2 separate regions of the Homo sapiens genome follow, and region 2 is linked to region 1. A link is an interaction called in ENCODE POLR2A ChIA-PET data of the cell type or tissue named here. Cell type or tissue: HCT116. All regions are shown on one strand. Each heading gives the region's core, and the rest is flanking DNA. Links, peaks and the distances in the headings are about the cores only.

The links. ChIA-PET counts read pairs that join two places held together with the same protein. Peaks named below come from ENCODE experiments on the same cell type or tissue, not always from the same donor. Only the 100,000 strongest peaks of a DNase experiment are listed, where the experiment ranks them.
Region 2: POLR2A ChIA-PET joins it to region 1 with 6 read pairs; 2 of 35 experiments call an interaction of 5 or more read pairs at or near these places.

The regions. Positions count from the first base shown.
Region 1 is chr15:75,340,998-75,349,222 of GRCh38, reverse strand. NEIL1 (nei like DNA glycosylase 1) reads right to left here and starts at 2,184. Exons shown (of 10, transcript NM_024608.4): 1 at 1,750-2,184; 2 at 1-339. The coding sequence starts at 317. It also overlaps a transcript of COMMD4 not described here. RefSeq lists a silencer at 973-1,162 and an enhancer at 2,383-2,432. In HCT116, for the core only: no CTCF peak of the experiment used is centred there; DNase peaks (open chromatin) are centred at 1,622 and 2,222; H3K4me3 peaks cover 2,413 bases; H3K27ac peaks cover 2,574 bases.
Region 2 is chr15:75,672,912-75,684,335 of GRCh38, reverse strand. CSPG4 (chondroitin sulfate proteoglycan 4) reads left to right here. Exons shown (of 10, transcript NM_001897.5): 6 at 1,295-1,493; 7 at 1,595-1,729; 8 at 1,877-2,043; 9 at 6,450-6,633; 10 at 6,952-10,014. The coding sequence ends at 8,786. Among named protein-coding and RNA genes, the nearest start is that of SNX33, 31 kb to the right of the region's middle. RefSeq lists enhancers at 1,035-1,879, 9,231-10,018. In HCT116, for the core only: no CTCF peak of the experiment used is centred there; no DNase peak of the experiment used is centred there.

The sequences.
Region 1 (8,225 bases), core at 1-5,000:
GGCGGGGCCGTGTAAAAGCGCAGGTGGGCATGGCGTGGCAGCTCCTCGCGGGGCACCAGCTGAAAAGAGCCGGACATGCCGAAGCGGAAGACCAGGGCCAGTGGCTCCTGTTGGGGCTGGGCCCCAGGCAGAGGGCTCAGTATCAGGCGCAGCTCCTTGCCGCGGGCTGAAGCTGAGATGCGGTAGGCACTGCTCTCAAAGGGCACCTCAGGGTTGCGGCTGACAGAGGACTTCTCCACGCAGCCGCCGAACACCAGCGCCCTGCAGGCCTCATTCACAAACTGGCTGGCCAGGTGCAGCTCGGGGCCCTCAGGCATCCTGAGGGAGGGTGGCAGAGTCCTGTTGGGGAGGAAGGCAGCGGGTTGAGCCCGGTGTGGACTTTGTGAGGTAGCGGCTGTCAGCCCCATTTTTAGAGGAGAACTCGGAGGGTCAGATGGGCATGTGGCCAGCTGCGGCTGGCAGGAAAGTGCGGGCCTGGCCACGGCCCTCAATCCCCTACCCGGACAGGTGCCTGGAAAGCCCAGGGCGCTGGGAGCTGGGGCTGCAGAGGGAGCAGGACTCTGCCTTGCTGCTAACCGCTTCCTTCCATGGGCTTCCACCGCGTTTAGACGAAAGTCCCAATCCTTGCGGGGCCGCGGCTGCAGCCTTACTTCTTCCCGGCTCCCCTCACTCACGGATCTCATCTCCGCCTTGGCCCCTGCTGTCCCTCTGTCCCAGACACTTGAGGGAGACTTCCTGACCCCCCATCTGAGGGAGCACCCCCTCCGCACACGCTGTCTCTTTCTCCAGGCTCTCCCACCATCTGAAAGGGTCTTAGGATCGCGTGGCCGCCCCTCCCTGCGCCCCCCTCCCCCCACACTTAGGACCCGCCTGGATCTGGCCGCTCACCACCGAGGGAAAGAGCGAAGCTCGGCCTGGCGCGGGGGAGCGGCGGGAGCGGCCGAATCGGCCGCTTGGCCGCAGCGAGAACCGGGCCTGCCCCACGGACCGGACATCCCCGCGGCCGCCCCCGGGTCAGGGCAGGGGCCAGGACGAGGCGGGCGGGCTGCCGCCATGCGCTGGAGCCGCTCCCCATGGCTCCGCAGGAGGACGGCGGGCACCAGGAAGGGCTCCCCGAGCTCCTGCCCCGGGCCTGGGGGAGGGAAAGGGCCCGCGGCAGCGCCTGGTCCCTGGGGTGGGGGGTATCGACTCCTCACCTCCGCCCTCCCTGCTTTGCCACTTGCCTCTGTCCCCGGGCGGTTCGGAATCGGAGGCGAAGGTGTGCCTTAAGTGGAAGGGGGCACTTAGCGACGGCAGACGCCCGTACCTTGCCCCCTCCACACCTGGGAGCCGCCCCTGGCCTGGCACCCACAGGGCTCGTTTTGCGGGAGAACGTGAGGCTCCAAATCCTAGTTTTGGGGAGGAGCGGCGCTCTCGGGCCCGTCCTCCCCATGCCCCCGCTGCGACCCTGTCCTCGGTTAATCCTGACTCCCCTCCTCCTCAGGGCCCCCCAAAGCTCATCTTCTCCTTAGCCCTACAGCGCACCCCCCACAACCCGATCCTGCACGCCCCCTCCCCGGGAACCCGCACTCCGTTCCGCTCGTCGCCACTGCAGCCACTAAAGGGTTAACGCCAGAACGGGCGGTGCCCGGGAGCGCGCTGGGAGCCGCTGGGAGGTGTAGTCCCTCAGGGAAGCGGTCGCGATTCTTCGGGGTGGGGTCCCCGAGCTTGGGGGGTTCCAGGCTTTGGGGCAGGCTTCGGGGCAGTTACCTGGCTGGGAGGTGGCGGAAGAACCTGACTTCCCACTGCCTGGCGCCGGCGAGATGCGGGGGCAGGTCTGAGGCCCCGGGTCGCCGCTGTCTCTGCGGTTGGGGGAAGTCACCCAGCTAGCGTGGGACAGGGTCGGCACCCCCAGCAGGAAACAGCAGCGACGAGCCAGAGCGGAGTCGCCTGCAGCTGCGCGCAGGACGTGCACAGGTGCGCGGTACGCACAGGCCCTAGGGACCCGGTGGGGATCTTAAGCACCAACGAACAGTCAGACCTAACTCATAAACAAACATCATCACGGCCTGCCCTGTCAGAAGCGCAGCCAAGCAACAACAACAACAAAAAAAGGCGAGGAGGTAGACCCACTTGAGATGGTTCTGTTGCGGAGAGTCTCTGAAATCAGAAAGCGCCAGTCCGCAAAAACGAGGAAACCCGACGTGTCCGGCGGAAGGAACCGCCAGTACAAAGGCCCTGAGGCGAGAAAGAGATTGGTCACTGAAAGAACTCAAAGAAGTCCTGTGTGGCTGGAGTATAGCTGCGGGTTAGTGCTGGCAGGTGAAGACAGAGAAGCAAACCCAGGTCAGGTCCGGTTGGGCCTCGGGAGGGCCTCCGTGTGGAGTCTGCACTTCATTCTAAGTGTATACCTAACCCATCGCCACGATTTCCCCTCCTTCACACTACCCTGCTACGTCTCCTTATTAGGCGTAATAAAATTATGTGGCTTTGTAAGAAATTGGTTTTTAGAGATGCATGTTAAAGTATTGGGTATGAAATGTCATGATTTGTCTAATTTACTTTAAAATACTTCTGCCATAATAAATGAATAGAATTAACAACTTGATATTAGTTGACAATATCTAATAATATCTAAGTTATTAGAAATTAGTTAACAGTAACTTCTTTTTTTGAGACAGGGTCTCACTGTGTCACCCAGGCTGGAGTGCGGTGGTGAAATCTCGGCTCACTGCAGCCTCCACTTCCCGGGTTCAAGTGATTCTCCTGCCTCAGCCTCCCGAGTAACTGGGATTACAGGCGTGTGCCACATGCCTGGCTAATTTTCATATTTTTAGTAGAGATGAGGTTTCGCCTTGTTGGCCAGGCTGGTCTTGAACTCCTGACCTCAAGTAATCTGCCCGCCTCGGCCTCCCAAAGTGCTGGGATTACAGAAGTGAGCCACCATGCCCAGCCAACAGTAACTTCTTAATATCATCTAATAGCTAGTCCACATCCAGATTTCCCCAATTGTCCCAAATATATATATATATACACATATAGACAGGGTCTCACTCTGTCCCCCAGGCTACAATCATGGGTCATTGCAGCCTCCGACCTCCCGGGCTCAAGTGATCCTCAGCCTCAGCCTCCCAAGTAGCTGGGACTACAGGCACACACCACCACGCCTGGCTAATTCATGTTTTGTAAGGATGTGGTCTCACTATGTTGCCTGGGCCAGCCTCAAACTCCTGGGCTCAAGCCATCCCCCGACCTCGGGGTCCCAAAGTGTTGGGATTACAGGCGTGAGCCACCGCGCCTGGCTGGATTATATCTTTTTAATAATTTTAAATCTAGATGAAACCACCTTCCCTCTCCCACCCACTTCATCCCCTTCTTTTATCTTCATGATACCTTTCTGAAGAGTCTCAGCCAGTTGTTGTTTGAGATAGATGCTGCATCACATTCTCAATTTGTCTGAATGTATCCTCAGGGTGTCACTGATATTGTCACAGAGATTGGTCCTCTATCTGTGGTTCATCCTGCATGCTGGGAATTAGATCTAAAGGCTTGATTATATAAATATTCAGGGATACTTCCTAGGTGCTGCTCTGTACTTCGTTGTTTTTTGTTTTGTTTTGTTTTATTTGAGATGGAGTCTTGCTCTGTCACCCAGACTGGAGTGCAGTGGCACGATCTTGGCTCACTGCAACCTCTGCCTCCCAGGTTCAAGTGATTCTCTTGCCTCAGCCTCCTGAGTAGCTGAGACTACAGGCATATGCCACCACTCCCAGCTGATTTTTGTATTTTTAGTAGAGACGGGGTTTCACCATGTTGGCCAGGCTGGTCTCAAACTCCTGACCTCAGGTGATCTGCCTGCCTCGGCCTCCCAAAGTGCTGGGATTACAGGGATAAGCCACTACGCCTGGCCACTGCTCTGTACTTTGAATTGCATCATATCAGGAGGCACCCAATATCTCATTGTCCCACTTTATTGGGAGCTGAAACTGATCAAGACAGGGGCTGTGGCAGCCAGACCTCTGCATTAGAAAACATATGGTTCATACCTTGTGAACACCAAATAATCTATGGAGTAATTTCTTTGTTGTTCTCTTGTTTAAATAAAGGTATAATTTACATATAGTAAAATTTACCCCTTTCAGACTGCAATATTTGACAAACACATAGTCATGTAACTGCCACCCCAATGAAGAGATAACACACATTGAAGCATTATTCCCAAGATGTGGAAACAACCAACCGATACATGGATTTTTTAAAATGTGATATATAATAGGCTGGGCATGGTGGCTCATGCATGTAATCTCAGCCCTTTGGGAGGCCAAGACAGGAGGACTGCTTGAGCCCACGAGTTCAAGACCAGCCTGGTCAACATAGGGAGATTCCATCTCTATATAAGAAAAGAATTAGCATAGTGGTATGCATCTGTAGTCCCAGCTACTCCAGAGGCTGTGGTTGGAGGACTGCTTGAGCCTGGGAGTCAGAGGCTACAGTGAACTGTGATCATGCTGCTGCACTCTAGCCTGGATGACAGAGTGAAACCTTATCCCCATCCCTGCCCCCCTAAAAAAAATGTGGTATATGATGGAATATTATTCAGCCTTTAAAAAAAGGAAATACTGCCACATGCAACAACATGGGTAACCTCGAAGACATTGCACTAAATAAGTTGGTCACAGAAGGACAAATACTTAGGCTGGACACAGTGGCTCACGCTTATAATCCCGACACTTTGGGAGGCCAAGGCGGGTGGATCACGAGGTCAGGAGATCGAGATCATCCTGGCCAACATGGTGAAACCCCGTCTCTAATAAAAATACAAAAATTATCCAGGTGTGGTGGCGGGCACCTGTAGTCCCAGCTACTTGGGAGGCTGAGGCAGGAGAATTGCTTGCACCCAGGAGGCAGAGGTTGCAGTGAGCTGAGATCGTGCCACTGCACTCCAGCCTGGCAACAGAGCGAGACTCTGTCTCATAAAACAAACAAGCAAAAAAACCCCAGAAAGACAAATACTTCATGGTTCCACTTATATCAGGTACCTAAACAGTTAAACACACAGAAGCAGCAAGTAGAATGGTGGTTGCCAGGAGCTGCCGGGAAGGAGGAAATGGGTAGTTGCTATTCAATGAATATAAAGTTTTGGGTTTTTGGCCAGGCGCAGTGGCTGATGCCTGAAATCCCAACACTATGGGAGGCCGAGGGGGGAGTGAATCACTTGAGGCCAGGAGTTCAAGACCAGCCTGGCCAACATGGTGAAACCCCGTCTTTACTAAAAATACGAAAGTTCGCTTTGAGATCCTGTCTCAAAAGAAAATAAAGTTTTAGGTTTTTATTGTTGTTTTTGAGACAGGTCTCACTCTGTTGCCCAGGCTAGAGAACGATGGTGCAATCTCGGCTCACTGCAGCCTCGACCTCCCAGTAGCTGGGATTACAGGTGGGGGCCACCATGCCTAATTTTTTGTATTTTTAGTAGAGACAGGGTTTTACCACGTTGCCAAGACTAGTCTCAAACTCCTGACCTCAAGCGATCCACCTGCCTTGGCCTCCCAGAGTATTGGGATTACAGGCGTGAGCCACCGTGTCCAGCCTCAAAGTGATTTTCTAATTGTCATTCTTAATATATTTGATAGAATCCATCTGTCAAGTATAGCTTTACCTCATTGACCAGGGCTATTTGGTTATCCTGACTAAAAAGACAGGATAACCTCTTTTTTATTTTTTTTGAGACAGGATCTCACTCTGTCACTCAAGGCTGGAGTGCAGTGGTATGATCATGGTTCACTGCAACCTCGAACTCCTGAGCTCAGGTGATCCTCCAACGTCAGCCTCCTGAGTAGCTGGGACAATGGTGCATACCACCACACCTAATTTTTGTATTTTTTTGTAGAGATGGGGTTTTGCCATGTTGCCAAGGATAGTCTCCTTGTGATTTTTTTATCACTTTGTTTATTCCCAGTTTTCATTTTTGCTTCTTCTTGCCCAACTGTGGCTGGTGGAGCATTTTTTAGAATACCAGTTTGACTTATCTATAGTTTTATTTTTAATTGACAAATAATAATTGTATAAATTTATGGAGTACAGTGTGATGTTTTGTTACATGCATATATTGTGGAATGATCAAATCGGCTGGGCACGGTGGCTCATGCCTGTAATCCCAGCACTGTGGGAGGCCGAGGCAGACGGATCACCTGAGGTCAGAAGTTTAAAACCAGCCTGGCCAACATAGTGAAACCCAGTCTCTACAAAAAATACAAAAAATTAGCCAGGGGTGGTGGTGCATGCCTGTAGTCCCAGCTACTACAGAGGCTGAGGCAGGAGAATCACTTGAACTCGGGAGGCGGAGGTTGCAGTGAGCCAAGATCACGCCACTGCACTCCAGCCTAGGCAACAGAGTGAGACTCTGTCTCAAGAAAACAAAAAACACAAAAAAAGATCAAATCAGGCTAATTAGGATATCCATTACCTCAAATATTTATTTCTTTGTGATGAGAACATTTAAAACCCTCTTTTAGCTATTTTGAAGTATACATCATTATTAACTGGTCACCACGCTGGGCAATAAATCACCAGAATGTACTCCTCCTAACTGGAACTTTGTACCTTTTGACCGGTGTCTCCCCTTTTCCCCACAACCCACCCTCTCTCTCCTCCAGCCTCTGCTAACCACCATTCTACTGTCGACTTCTATGAATTTAACTTTTTTTTTTTGAGACAGGGTCTCACTGTCACCCAGGCTGGAGTGCAGGGGCACTATCATGGTTCACTGCAGCCTTGACCGCCCTGGCTCAAGCAATCCTCCCACCTCAACCTCCCAAGTGCTGGAACCACAGGCATGTGCCACTGCACCCGGCTAATTTTTTTACTTTTTGTAGAGACAGGTTTGCCATGTTGCCCAGCCTGGTCTCGAACTCCTGGGCTTAAGTGATCCTCCCACCTTGGCTTCCCAAAGTGCTGGGATTACAGGCGTGAGCCACTGCCCCAGGCCCTTTTTTCAACTCCAGGCATAAGTGAGGTGACGAGGTATTTGTCTCTCTGTGCCTGGCTTATTTCACTTAGCATCATGTCGTCTAGGTTCATCCAAGTCACAAATGACAGAACCTTCTGCTTTTTAAGGGCTGAAAAATATTCCAATGTGTGTATATATACATTTTTTTTTTTTTTTTTTTTTTTTTTTTGAGACAGGGTCTCAGCTCTGTTATCCAGGCTGGAGTGCAGAGGTATGATCACAGCTCACTGCAGCCTCAAACCCCTGGGCTCAAGCGATTGATCCTCCTGCCTCAGCCTTCTGAGTAGCTGAGACTATAAGCACGCACCACCATGATCGGCTAATTTTTTATTTTTTTGGAGAAACTGAGTCTCCCTGTGTTGCTCAGGCCAGTTGCAAGGTCTAAAGCAATTGTCCCACCTCCCAAAGTGCTGGGATTACAGGCATGGGCCACTGCACCTGGCCTTTAGTGATTATTTTTTTGAATACTTTTTCCATTCCACTCTCTTCCTCCTTACCTTCTGAGACCCTAATCATGAATGTTAGCACTTTTGTATAGTTCTACAGATCTGTGATGATCAGTTTTGTGTAACCTGACTGGGCCATGGGGTCCAGATTCCAGGAATTTCTCTCTGTGGAGCCTCAGGTCCTGAGGATCCCAGCCAGGCTAGGGTGCCTTCTCTCCATCGCTCGGAGTCTTTTTGTTTGTTTTATATGTAACATCCAGGGTTGTTAACTGTACTTAGTGGGAGGAATAGGGAAAACACCTACTTCATTTTTTCAGAAGCAGAAGTCAGGAGTGGAGTCAGTAAGTATCTCTTTTGATGTTCAAATTGTCCCATCTTTGGCCAGTGGAACAAGCCATTATTCTTCGATAGGTTCCTTAAGATACTCCAGGCGAGTCCTCCTTGTACCCTCCATGTGCCAACCCTGGCATCAGCCTTTTCTACAAGGAGCCCTGGCTGGTCTGGGCCAGTCCTGGAAGCCCATCTGCCTTAGTCTTCTCGAGCTGCTATAACAATGCCACAGACTAGTGGCTTACACCATAGAGATTTCTTTCTCACAGTTCTGGAGGCTGGGAAGTTCAAGATCAAGGTGCCAGCAGACGCAGTTCCTGTTGACAGCCCTCTTTCTGGCCTTGTAGACAGCCACCTCGTGTGCGCACATGGCCCTCATCTGGTGTGCATGTGTGGACAGAGGCTTCAGCATATGAATTCTGGAGGAACATGAACATTCAGTCCATAACACCGTTCCTCTTGCC
Region 2 (11,424 bases), core at 2,650-7,649, 330 kb before region 1:
CACAAGGCTGTTCCACGCCCAGCAGGACAGTGCAGGGAAGGCCCTGGTGAACTTCGCTCAGGCAGAGGTAAGGGCCCCACTCTGCAGGTGGAAGTTGAGGCCCAGACGTGGGATGGAACTTCTCCATGGTTGCAAAAGTAGTTCTGGTGGAACAGAAAGGGCATGGCTTTACAAAGCCCACATGGCAGGGCTTTGAACCCCAGCTTCTGGGGTGCATCCTCCCCGGTCAGCAGGAGCCACTGAAGTTTCCATAAAGGGCTGACTTGGGCTGTCTCTGGCATGGGGTGCCTGGGGCGGGGGTGGGGGCGGGGCCTTGGTGGTCTAGGATGTGCCCGTAGCGGGTGGCCTGGTGGTGCGGAAGCCGCCAAAGAGTGGGACACAGTGCTCTGGAACCACAGGCCAGGACGGCTGTGTGGCAGCACAGCCACCAGGTGGTGCCATCTACCTGTGTTTGCTCCAGAAGCCTAGTGCTGGGGTCCTGCCCCGCAACATTATGGCCCCTCCTGCCAGGGCTGGGCCTGAGGGCTCCCTGGGGCCGGGGGAGGAAGCCCAGGAATGCCAGAAGGCTCTGTTTTCCGGGCATGTGAGTCCCACTGCAGCTCTGCCCGCAAGTAATTGACCCAGCAAGACTGGTACCAGGACCTCAGGAACAGGCACCTGCTCTGCTTGCAAGTGGGAGGCCTGAAAAAGGGGTCCCCTTTGCCCAACATAAGGAGGGCCCCTAACTGCTCTGGAAGCACCTGGGCCCATCCCACGCTGATTCTGTGCTGCAGAACAGTGCCAACCATCAGCCCCCCACTCTCTGCGCCACGCACCCCTCCCTCAGCTGGAAGGAGGGCCCATTTCTAAAATCACCATTCCCACCTGTGCCCGGCCCCGGCCAGGCACACACGGAGGCTCTGAAAGGAGACCCCTGTCCCACCAGTGAGACAGATTAGGGAGCACTGTTGGTCAGCGCTGGGGGTTTCTGGGAGTGAGAACTTGGTGAGGGTAAGAGCTGGGGCCTTCCTGGGTAGGGGACATAAGCTGGCCTTGAGGGACACACAGGACTAGGGCAGATGGAGAGCAGGGAGGCTGGGCCTGGAGGGTGACCTTCCCTGGGGCCTTCCCTGGGGTGACAGGGAAGGTGAATGCGGGAGGCCCTTTGTGCAGGGGAGCCAGAGTGGCGCCAGCCTCGATGCCACCCGAGGGGCTGAGCCGCAGCAGGACTGGAGCCCTGGTGGCAGCCCAGGGCCGGGGAGGAAGGGGTGGGTGAGTGCGGCAAGGCAGAACCTTCACAGGCCTGTGTTCCCAGATGTGGGAGGGGGCCACTGCGCCCATCCCTGCGGAGGCTCTGAGGAGCACGGACGGCGACTCTGGGTCTGAGGATCTGGTCTACACCATCGAGCAGCCCAGCAACGGGCGGGTAGTGCTGCGGGGGGCGCCGGGCACTGAGGTGCGCAGCTTCACGCAGGCCCAGCTGGACGGCGGGCTCGTGCTGTTCTCACACAGAGGTGGGTGCTGAGGGCCGGGCCTCGGGTTCCTGCTGCCCACGGGGGTGCCCTGAGATGGGGAGCCGGCTCGGGCCAGCTGGACCCAATGCCCCTGTCCCCAGGAACCCTGGATGGAGGCTTCCGCTTCCGCCTCTCTGACGGCGAGCACACTTCCCCCGGACACTTCTTCCGAGTGACGGCCCAGAAGCAAGTGCTCCTCTCGCTGAAGGGCAGCCAGACACTGACTGTCTGCCCAGGTGGGTGTGCTGATCATGGGCATTCCTGGGTGCCAGGAGCTGGGGCGGAGCTGAGGGTGGCATGCCAGGGTCACGCTGCCTCTTTGCAAACACAGGCCTGGACCTGGCTCCCAGTCAAAATCTGATATCCCCTTTTGCCTCTGGCAGGGTCCGTCCAGCCACTCAGCAGTCAGACCCTCAGGGCCAGCTCCAGCGCAGGCACTGACCCCCAGCTCCTGCTCTACCGTGTGGTGCGGGGCCCCCAGCTAGGCCGGCTGTTCCACGCCCAGCAGGACAGCACAGGGGAGGCCCTGGTGAACTTCACTCAGGCAGAGGTAAGGGCCCAACTTTGCAGCCACCACTCAGATGCCCCCAGCCTCAGGTGGCCGCTGTGCCATGGACATCATGTGGACATGGATGCCAGCTCCAGCATCACTGGCAGCAGACGTTCCCGGGCCTGCCATTGTCCAGGCGCTAGTGTCCTGTCCTCCAGGAGCCGCCAGGCTGGCAGGGCAAGTTCATGTTCCCAGAAGGAGGGAGAAGGATGCAGAAAGTCGGGGATACAGGGCCCTAGAGCAGGGCTGGGGTCTTGGGGTATAGCTTCCAGAAGGAAGCTACAGCCGGACCCGAGGGTCTGGAGAGGGGGCACCATGTGGGGGCACTAGTGGTACCCCAGTAGCTGATGAGGGGCAGTGCTTGGTGGGGGATGGAGTTGGACGTGAAGCAGCGGCTGGGCCTGTGGGCAGAGGTGTGAGCCTGGGGCTCAGGTCAAGTGCCAGCCAGAGGCAGAGTGGATCCTAGGGGCAGATGAGCTGATGAAAGGCAGCTGAGTCAGCCAAGAGGGTGAAGCTGCTGTTCATCCGTCCTGGTGGCTTCAGAGACCACCAGGAAGAATTAGAGCTCTCAGCCATGGGTAGCAGCAGACTCTCTGTGATAACTGTGCCATGGGGGCCAGCCCAGTCATCACTTAAATGAACACCACTCGCTGAAGACAGAACAGGAGTTGTTCCATAGCAGGGCAGAGCGGGGCAGACTCTTCCATGGGCCATCCCAGGCAGGCGGCACATGTGATGCTCCCGCCAGGAGGCTGCATGGGCATCTGGACCCAGCACATGATGACAGTGAATTCTGGGTAGGGAGTGGTCTTGTGGGGCGCAGAGCTGACTCTCACTCAGGAGCCACAGCATATGGTACTGCCCCAAGTACCTCCTGAGGGGTCCCCCTGCCAGCCTTCAAAAAATGGCAGAGCCCACCCCAGCCCCCTTTCCTAGCTCGGCAGGGACTCCTGAGCCTGGCACTCTCCCTCCTGAGAGGTGCAGATGGTATTCAGCAAGTGCAAAGGCAAAGTCCCTGCCCAGCAAGTGGCTCAGATTTGGGCATCTGGAAGGAGGTGGCTTTGACAGGTGGAATGAAGTTTCTTGGGCTTCTCACATCAACACCTCCCAGTCCCAGGTTCTGTATTTCCCTGGCTCCCCACTCCTGCTATGGCCCCCTCCCCACAATGAGATATTTGTCAGGCTGGTGTCTGCAGCTGCTGCGTACCCTCAGTTGCTGGGAGCCTTTGTCAAGAATGCCCAGGAATGGAGAGGGCACGGGACCAGGCCATCAGCAACCCTCTTGCACTTTATAGTCCCACGTTACTCAGAGCTTCCCCGTGCCCCAGAAATATGAAGGACTAGACTGAATGGACACCAGGGGGTCAGGCTGGCAGTGCCACCCAGGAAAGCAGGGAAGAGGCTACGTGGGCTACCCTGGCCCACTCTGGGAGGAGGGCAGGACTGGGTATTGTCTTGACAGCAGCCCTGTCCCACAACACTAAACTGGGCAGGGAAGGGGTCAGGTGTCCCCATTTTTCAGATAAGGAAACAGGCTCGTGGAGGGCAGGTAACTTTATTCAGAGCACATGGCGAGTAAGAGGCAAAACTTCTGCCTGCGAGTCCAGGATTTCCTTCACTGGAGGACACTGCTTGCTCCCCAGAGCTCAAGACCCTGTTTTTTGTCTCACTCCCACCCACAGAGCTCCCGTACCCAGGCATCAGCTCCCACTCCCACTCCTGGGGGCTCCATTTCCTTCCTGCCCACCATTCAGCCTGGGCCAGAAGTTGCCACTGGCAACTCTAGTCCTGGGCCAGATCTGGCCCACAGACGTGTTTATTTGGCCTACAAAAAGCAGCTAATACTTTGAAGTTAATTGTCAACATATAACCTTTGGGAAATTAAACAAAAAACTTGATTCCCATTTTCTTAAAAGGCCTGTGTTCCCTCTTACAGCGAAAGCAGGGGAGCAGCCACTTCCTTTAGAACAGGTGCTAGCCCCTATTCAGATAGCTCGGCTCTCCTTCAGACTGGGCTCAGCTGCCCTTTAGCCCAGGCTCTGCTCCCCTTAGACCAGGCCCTGCCCCCACCTCAGACTGGGCCCTGCCTCCCCTTAGCCCGGCCCTGCTCTCCCTTAGCCCAGGCCCTGCCCCATCTTAGACGGGGCCCTGCTCCCCTTACTCCGGCCCCTGCTCCCCCTTACTCCGGGTTCTGCTCCTAGAGTCTTCACAGGTTAAGACCCTGTTAAGTTTCCATGTTACTATTGGGCAAGTCCTGTTTTTCTCTGAGAAGAAAATAGTTCCCAGTGTTTCCTAAAAGGGGAAAATAAGGCCGGGCGCGGTGGCTCACAGCTGTAATCCCAGCACTTTGGGAGGCCAAGGCGGGTGGATCACGAGGTCAAGAGATCGAAACTATCCTGGCTAACATGGTGAAACCCCATCTCTACTAAAATACAAAAAATGAGCTGGGCGTGGTGGCACGCATTTATAGTCCCAGCTACTCAGGAGGCTGAGGCAGGGGAATCGCTTGAACCCGGGAGGTGGAGGTGGAGGTTGCAGTGAGCCAAGATCGTGCCACTGCATTCCAGCCTGGGCGACAGAGCAAGACTCCGTCTCAAAAAAAAGGGTGGGTGGGGAGCAAAAGATAGGCCAAAAGAACACATTGTGATTGGAGGTGGAGAAAACCGTTTTTCTTCCTGGAGCGAAGAATATTCTTTGGTGTTGAACTGCAGGCAGCACCATAGAACAGCAGGTGTGTCTGGAGTGGAGGTGAGGGGAGTTGAGGTCGCAGGGGTGATATGGTCACAGCCAGGCCTTAGTGGTCAGATGGGGAGACACTGCACTATGTGAGCCAAAGAGCCCCATAATCTTCCCTTTCAAAAGGCTCACTCTGGCTGCTGTGTTAGGAACAAAATGTAATGGGCGGGGGACTGCAGCTGGGACACAGGAAGCTGTTACGATAATCCAGGTGAGAGATGCGGTGGTTTGAGGGAAAGAGAGGATGCAAGGGTGGTTCCAAGGGTGTGGCCTGAGCCCTTGAAAACGGAGCTATAGTCTCTGAAGCAGGATGACTGTAGGAGGTGGGGGCCGATCGGGAGTGCAGCCGGGGCAGGTTGAGTTTGAGGTGTCTATTAGATATCGGCAGAGGTAGCTGGAAACATGAGTCTGGGGTTCAGGGGAGAGCAGGCTAGGCTGGAGCTACAAATAAGGGGGTCTCAGCACAGCTGGCATTTGAGGCCAGGAGACTGAATAAGGACTCATGGAGAGTGCCTGTAGACAGAAAAGAGCCTGGAGACCTGGCCATAAGATGTTGGGGAGAAGAGGAGGACCAGCCAGGAGAGTCTGTGAGGTAGGAGGAACCCCAGAGTGAAGTATCCCAGAGCCTGTGGCTCTCTTGGAGGAAGGGTTGCTTGGCGGCACCAGTGCCACTGAGCAGTTAAGAGGAGGCTGAGAGCCGACCGCTGGATCCAACAACACGGAGGCCTCTGGTGCCCTTGGCAAAAGGAGATGTGGCGATGGGGGAGCAAAATCCTGGGTAGAGAGACCCAAGAATGCCTGGGGGAGAGCGTGGACTATGCTTTTTGAAGTTTTGCTGCAAAGAGAAGCAAAGGGGCAGGGGTGAAGCTGGTGGAAAATGTGAAGTCAAGAATAGTTTTTTCTGGCCAGGTGCAGTGCCTCCTGCCTGTAATCCTAGCACTCTGGGAGGCCGAGGCAAGTGGACCGCTTGAGCCCAGAAGTTCAAGACCAGCCTGGGCAACATAGTGAGACCCTGTCTCAACAAACAATAAAAAAAAATAGCTGGGTGTGGTGGCATGTGCCTGCAGTCCCCGCTACTTGGGAAGCTGAGGTGGGAGGATCGCTTGAGCCCTGGAGGTCGAGGCTGCAGTGAGCCATGATCACGCCACTGCAGTCCAGTCTGGGCAACAGAGCAAGACCCTGTCTCAAAATAATAATAATAATAATTAATTAAATAGCTTTAATGTAAGTGAGACAAAAGAATAGCATAGTTGCATAATGAAGGGAATGATGCATCTGGGGGGAACTGACACCATAGGAGAAAGCCAAGAGACAGTAGAAGTGGTGTCTTCAGAAGGCAAGAGGGGATAGGATCCTGTGCACAAGAGGAAGTACTCGCTTTAGAGAGCAGCACAGACAGATCATTGCATTCCCCAGAGGTCAGAGAAATTAGGCGATTTCCCCAGGGTGGCAGAGTTGGGGTTTGAGCCCAGGCTCCGGCTCCAGAGCCCAGCTCTGCACTGCATTGCCTGATGTGACCCAGTGAGTTAGTGAGGGAGACAGCGGGTCACACGCACAGACCTGGGCACACCCAGGAGAGCCCAGAGTGGGGCCTGAGGAGACAAAAGTGCTCAGTGTCTGGACAACACAGGCTGGACCTGCCTCTCACCCCACGATGGTGTCTCCCCTAGGTCTACGCTGGGAATATTCTGTATGAGCATGAGATGCCCCCCGAGCCCTTTTGGGAGGCCCATGATACCCTAGAGCTCCAGCTGTCCTCGCCGCCTGCCCGGGACGTGGCCGCCACCCTTGCTGTGGCTGTGTCTTTTGAGGCTGCCTGTCCCCAGCGCCCCAGCCACCTCTGGAAGAACAAAGGTGAACAGCATGATAAGCTGGCAAGATTGTGGGGAGGGACAATGGGAGAGGCCCAGGAGGAGGGGACACGAGGCCAGGGTCAGCAGCTCCTGTCTCAGCCCCCAGGACCTGGGAAGTCACAGGGAGGGTGAGTGGGGAAGCTTTGACATCACAGCGGGGACATAGTCCTTATCCTCCTGGGAACCCTGAGCCCCACCCTGGAGGACCTGGCTTGATGGTTGGGGGGAGGCACATCCTTGCCCTGAGGCACCCCCAGCTGAGGGTCCATCACTCTCCCCTCAGTGGGCTGGACCCTCATAGCCTATGTCCCACCCCCAGGTCTCTGGGTCCCCGAGGGCCAGCGGGCCAGGATCACCGTGGCTGCTCTGGATGCCTCCAATCTCTTGGCCAGCGTTCCATCACCCCAGCGCTCAGAGCATGATGTGCTCTTCCAGGTCACACAGTTCCCCAGCCGGGGCCAGCTGTTGGTGTCCGAGGAGCCCCTCCATGCTGGGCAGCCCCACTTCCTGCAGTCCCAGCTGGCTGCAGGGCAGCTAGTGTATGCCCACGGCGGTGGGGGCACCCAGCAGGATGGCTTCCACTTTCGTGCCCACCTCCAGGGGCCAGCAGGGGCCTCCGTGGCTGGACCCCAAACCTCAGAGGCCTTTGCCATCACGGTGAGGGATGTAAATGAGCGGCCCCCTCAGCCACAGGCCTCTGTCCCACTCCGGCTCACCCGAGGCTCTCGTGCCCCCATCTCCCGGGCCCAGCTGAGTGTGGTGGACCCAGACTCAGCTCCTGGGGAGATTGAGTACGAGGTCCAGCGGGCACCCCACAACGGCTTCCTCAGCCTGGTGGGTGGTGGCCTGGGGCCCGTGACCCGCTTCACGCAAGCCGATGTGGATTCAGGGCGGCTGGCCTTCGTGGCCAACGGGAGCAGCGTGGCAGGCATCTTCCAGCTGAGCATGTCTGATGGGGCCAGCCCACCCCTGCCCATGTCCCTGGCTGTGGACATCCTACCATCCGCCATCGAGGTGCAGCTGCGGGCACCCCTGGAGGTGCCCCAAGCTTTGGGGCGCTCCTCACTGAGCCAGCAGCAGCTCCGGGTGGTTTCAGATCGGGAGGAGCCAGAGGCAGCATACCGCCTCATCCAGGGACCCCAGTATGGGCATCTCCTGGTGGGCGGGCGGCCCACCTCGGCCTTCAGCCAATTCCAGATAGACCAGGGCGAGGTGGTCTTTGCCTTCACCAACTTCTCCTCCTCTCATGACCACTTCAGAGTCCTGGCACTGGCTAGGGGTGTCAATGCATCAGCCGTAGTGAACGTCACTGTGAGGGCTCTGCTGCATGTGTGGGCAGGTGGGCCATGGCCCCAGGGTGCCACCCTGCGCCTGGACCCCACCGTCCTAGATGCTGGCGAGCTGGCCAACCGCACAGGCAGTGTGCCGCGCTTCCGCCTCCTGGAGGGACCCCGGCATGGCCGCGTGGTCCGCGTGCCCCGAGCCAGGACGGAGCCCGGGGGCAGCCAGCTGGTGGAGCAGTTCACTCAGCAGGACCTTGAGGACGGGAGGCTGGGGCTGGAGGTGGGCAGGCCAGAGGGGAGGGCCCCCGGCCCCGCAGGTGACAGTCTCACTCTGGAGCTGTGGGCACAGGGCGTCCCGCCTGCTGTGGCCTCCCTGGACTTTGCCACTGAGCCTTACAATGCTGCCCGGCCCTACAGCGTGGCCCTGCTCAGTGTCCCCGAGGCCGCCCGGACGGAAGCAGGGAAGCCAGAGAGCAGCACCCCCACAGGCGAGCCAGGCCCCATGGCATCCAGCCCTGAGCCCGCTGTGGCCAAGGGAGGCTTCCTGAGCTTCCTTGAGGCCAACATGTTCAGCGTCATCATCCCCATGTGCCTGGTACTTCTGCTCCTGGCGCTCATCCTGCCCCTGCTCTTCTACCTCCGAAAACGCAACAAGACGGGCAAGCATGACGTCCAGGTCCTGACTGCCAAGCCCCGCAACGGCCTGGCTGGTGACACCGAGACCTTTCGCAAGGTGGAGCCAGGCCAGGCCATCCCGCTCACAGCTGTGCCTGGCCAGGGGCCCCCTCCAGGAGGCCAGCCTGACCCAGAGCTGCTGCAGTTCTGCCGGACACCCAACCCTGCCCTTAAGAATGGCCAGTACTGGGTGTGAGGCCTGGCCTGGGCCCAGATGCTGATCGGGCCAGGGACAGGCTTGCCCATGTCCCGGGCCCCATTGCTTCCATGCCTGGTGCTGTCTGAGTATCCCCAGAGCAAGAGAGACCTGGAGACACCAGGGGTGGAGGGTCCTGGGAGATAGTCCCAGGGGTCCGGGACAGAGTGGAGTCAAGAGCTGGAACCTCCCTCAGCTCACTCCGAGCCTGGAGAACTGCAGGGGCCAAGGTGGAGGCAGGCTTAAGTTCAGTCCTCCTGCCCTGGAGCTGGTTTGGGCTGTCAAAACCAGGGTAACCTCCTACATGGGTCATGACTCTGGGTCCTGGGTCTGTGACCTTGGGTAAGTCGCGCCTGACCCAGGCTGCTAAGAGGGCAAGGAGAAGGAAGTACCCTGGGGAGGGAAGGGACAGAGGAAGCTATTCCTGGCTTTTCCACTCCAACCCAGGCCACCCTTTGTCTCTGCCCCAGAGTTGAGAAAAAAACTTCCTCCCCTGGTTTTTTAGGGAGATGGTATCCCCTGGAGTAGAGGGCAAGAGGAGAGAGCGCCTCCAGTCTAGAAGGCATAAGCCAATAGGATAATATATTCAGGGTGCAGGGTGGGTAGGTTGCTCTGGGGATGGGTTTATTTAAGGGAGATTGCAAGGAAGCTATTTAACATGGTGCTGAGCTAGCCAGGACTGATGGAGCCCCTGGGGGTGTGGGATGGAGGAGGGTCTGCAGCCAGTTCATTCCCAGGGCCCCATCTTGATGGGCCAAGGGCTAAACATGCATGTGTCAGTGGCTTTGGAGCAGGTTAGGCTGGGGCTCATCGAGGGTCTCAGGCCGAGGCCACTGCGGTGCCAGTGCCCCCCTGAGGACTAGGGCAGGCAGCTGGGGGCACTTGGTTCCATGGAGCCTGGATAAACAGTGCTTTGGAGGCTCTGGACAGCTGTGTGGTGTTTGTGTCTTAACTATGCACTGGGCCCTTGTCTGCGTCGGCTTGCATACAGAGGGCCCCTGGGGTCGGCCCTCCGGCCTGGCCTCAGCCAGTGGGATGGACAGGGCCAGGCAGGCCTCTGAACTTCCACCTCCTGGGGCCTCCCAGACCTCCTGTGCCCCCACCTGTGTGGGCAGGTGGGCCAGTCTTCGGGTGATGGGACCAAACCCCTTCAGTTCAGTAGAGAAAGGCTAGGTCCTCTACAAAGAGCTGCAAGACAAAAATTAAAATAAATGCTCCCCACCCTAGATTTATTAGCCTGAGTTTCGACCTCCATACCCCTGTCCTTCCCCAGCCACCTCTCAAGGGGTTGCAGCAGCAAAGTGAAGGGAGTGGGGGGACTTGGGGATCCCAAGGCTGGGACATGGTACCAAGGGGGAGGGGGAGGAGAACCACCACAGGTGCCTCCTAGAAACTTTTACAAGGAAGGCTTCTGCTGGTGTCCACCCTCCCAACAGGAGGACCAAGTGTGCTGCTTCTCAAAGCCAGAGGAAGCAGCAAGGATTCAGAAAAGCCAGGCATCCCCGCACGTGGCCTGAGAGGCCAGCATTGGGTTACAGAGGGGTTCTGAGGCCGCGGCATCTCCAGAAGGCCCTCTCTGAGTTACTGAGTCACCACCCTCTAGACCTCTCTTGAGGGTGTCGCAGGGTTGGGGGCAATGGAGACAGATTCTGGGTCCCAGGGGATATGCCTGGCCCTGACAGTAGACTGAAGAGAGGAAGAGAAATGTGAGAGGCCTCTGAGTGCAGCCAGGGTCAGTGGGTGGGAAGCCCTGGCCAGCCTCTGGCAGCTGACCTGCATCTGGGGACCAGAGTCACCTCTTCCCTGCATCCCAACATCTGAAACATTTGAACCAGGAATGAGCAAGAGAAGTCTCCTCCCCACCCTGCCCCTGGACCGCCCCTCCTATGACGCCTCTCGCATCTCAGTGTCCAGCCTCCTAGGTCCTCCTCCACTCTGAGAGGCTTCGGGCAGGAGGCCAGGTACATCCTGCTGTTAGGGCCCCCAGAGGACCCAGGGGAGACTAAGAGTCAGGGAGGGGAAGAGGGCTGTCACACAGCAAGGCGCTTCTTGCCACACTGAAAAGCAGGACTCCCCAGGGAGGGTGACCAGGGCCCCAGAGATCCCTCTGCACCCTGAGCTCACCGTGCACAGGGCTCCGCGTGAGCCTGCTCCGTTCCTTCTACAAGCCTGGTCTCTCTGGCGCCCCAGGCCAGCCTGAGGCAGGGGCCTGGCCAAGGGTGTCTCTACACCACATCCCCTCCCAGGAGCTCAGGCTGGAGCCTCAGGGCCCTGATATCTGGAGCAAGTCTCTACCCAGGGTGACCAGTTTCCCTGGAAGTGTAAGCTGAGAAGAGGGTGAGAGACCCAGCAGGCAGGATCTGGCCTGGTCTCCGATTTCCCCCAGAGGACTGAGGACACACTCTGTTCACATAGCCTGGCCCGGCCTGCCCTGCCCCCAGGGAGCTGGCACCAGCTGACACCGTTCCAGCTCCTCTGAGCCCATGCAGGACAGTGGGCTGGCACCCAGGGCACTGTGCCAGCAGCTCTGCTAGGACCTGGGAGAGGGTCTTTCATGGGCACACCAGAGCTGAGAACCCAACCTAAACGTGGGACCTTGGTTTATGTAAATCCCTTTCCCCAGGGCTTAAGGGGCTTG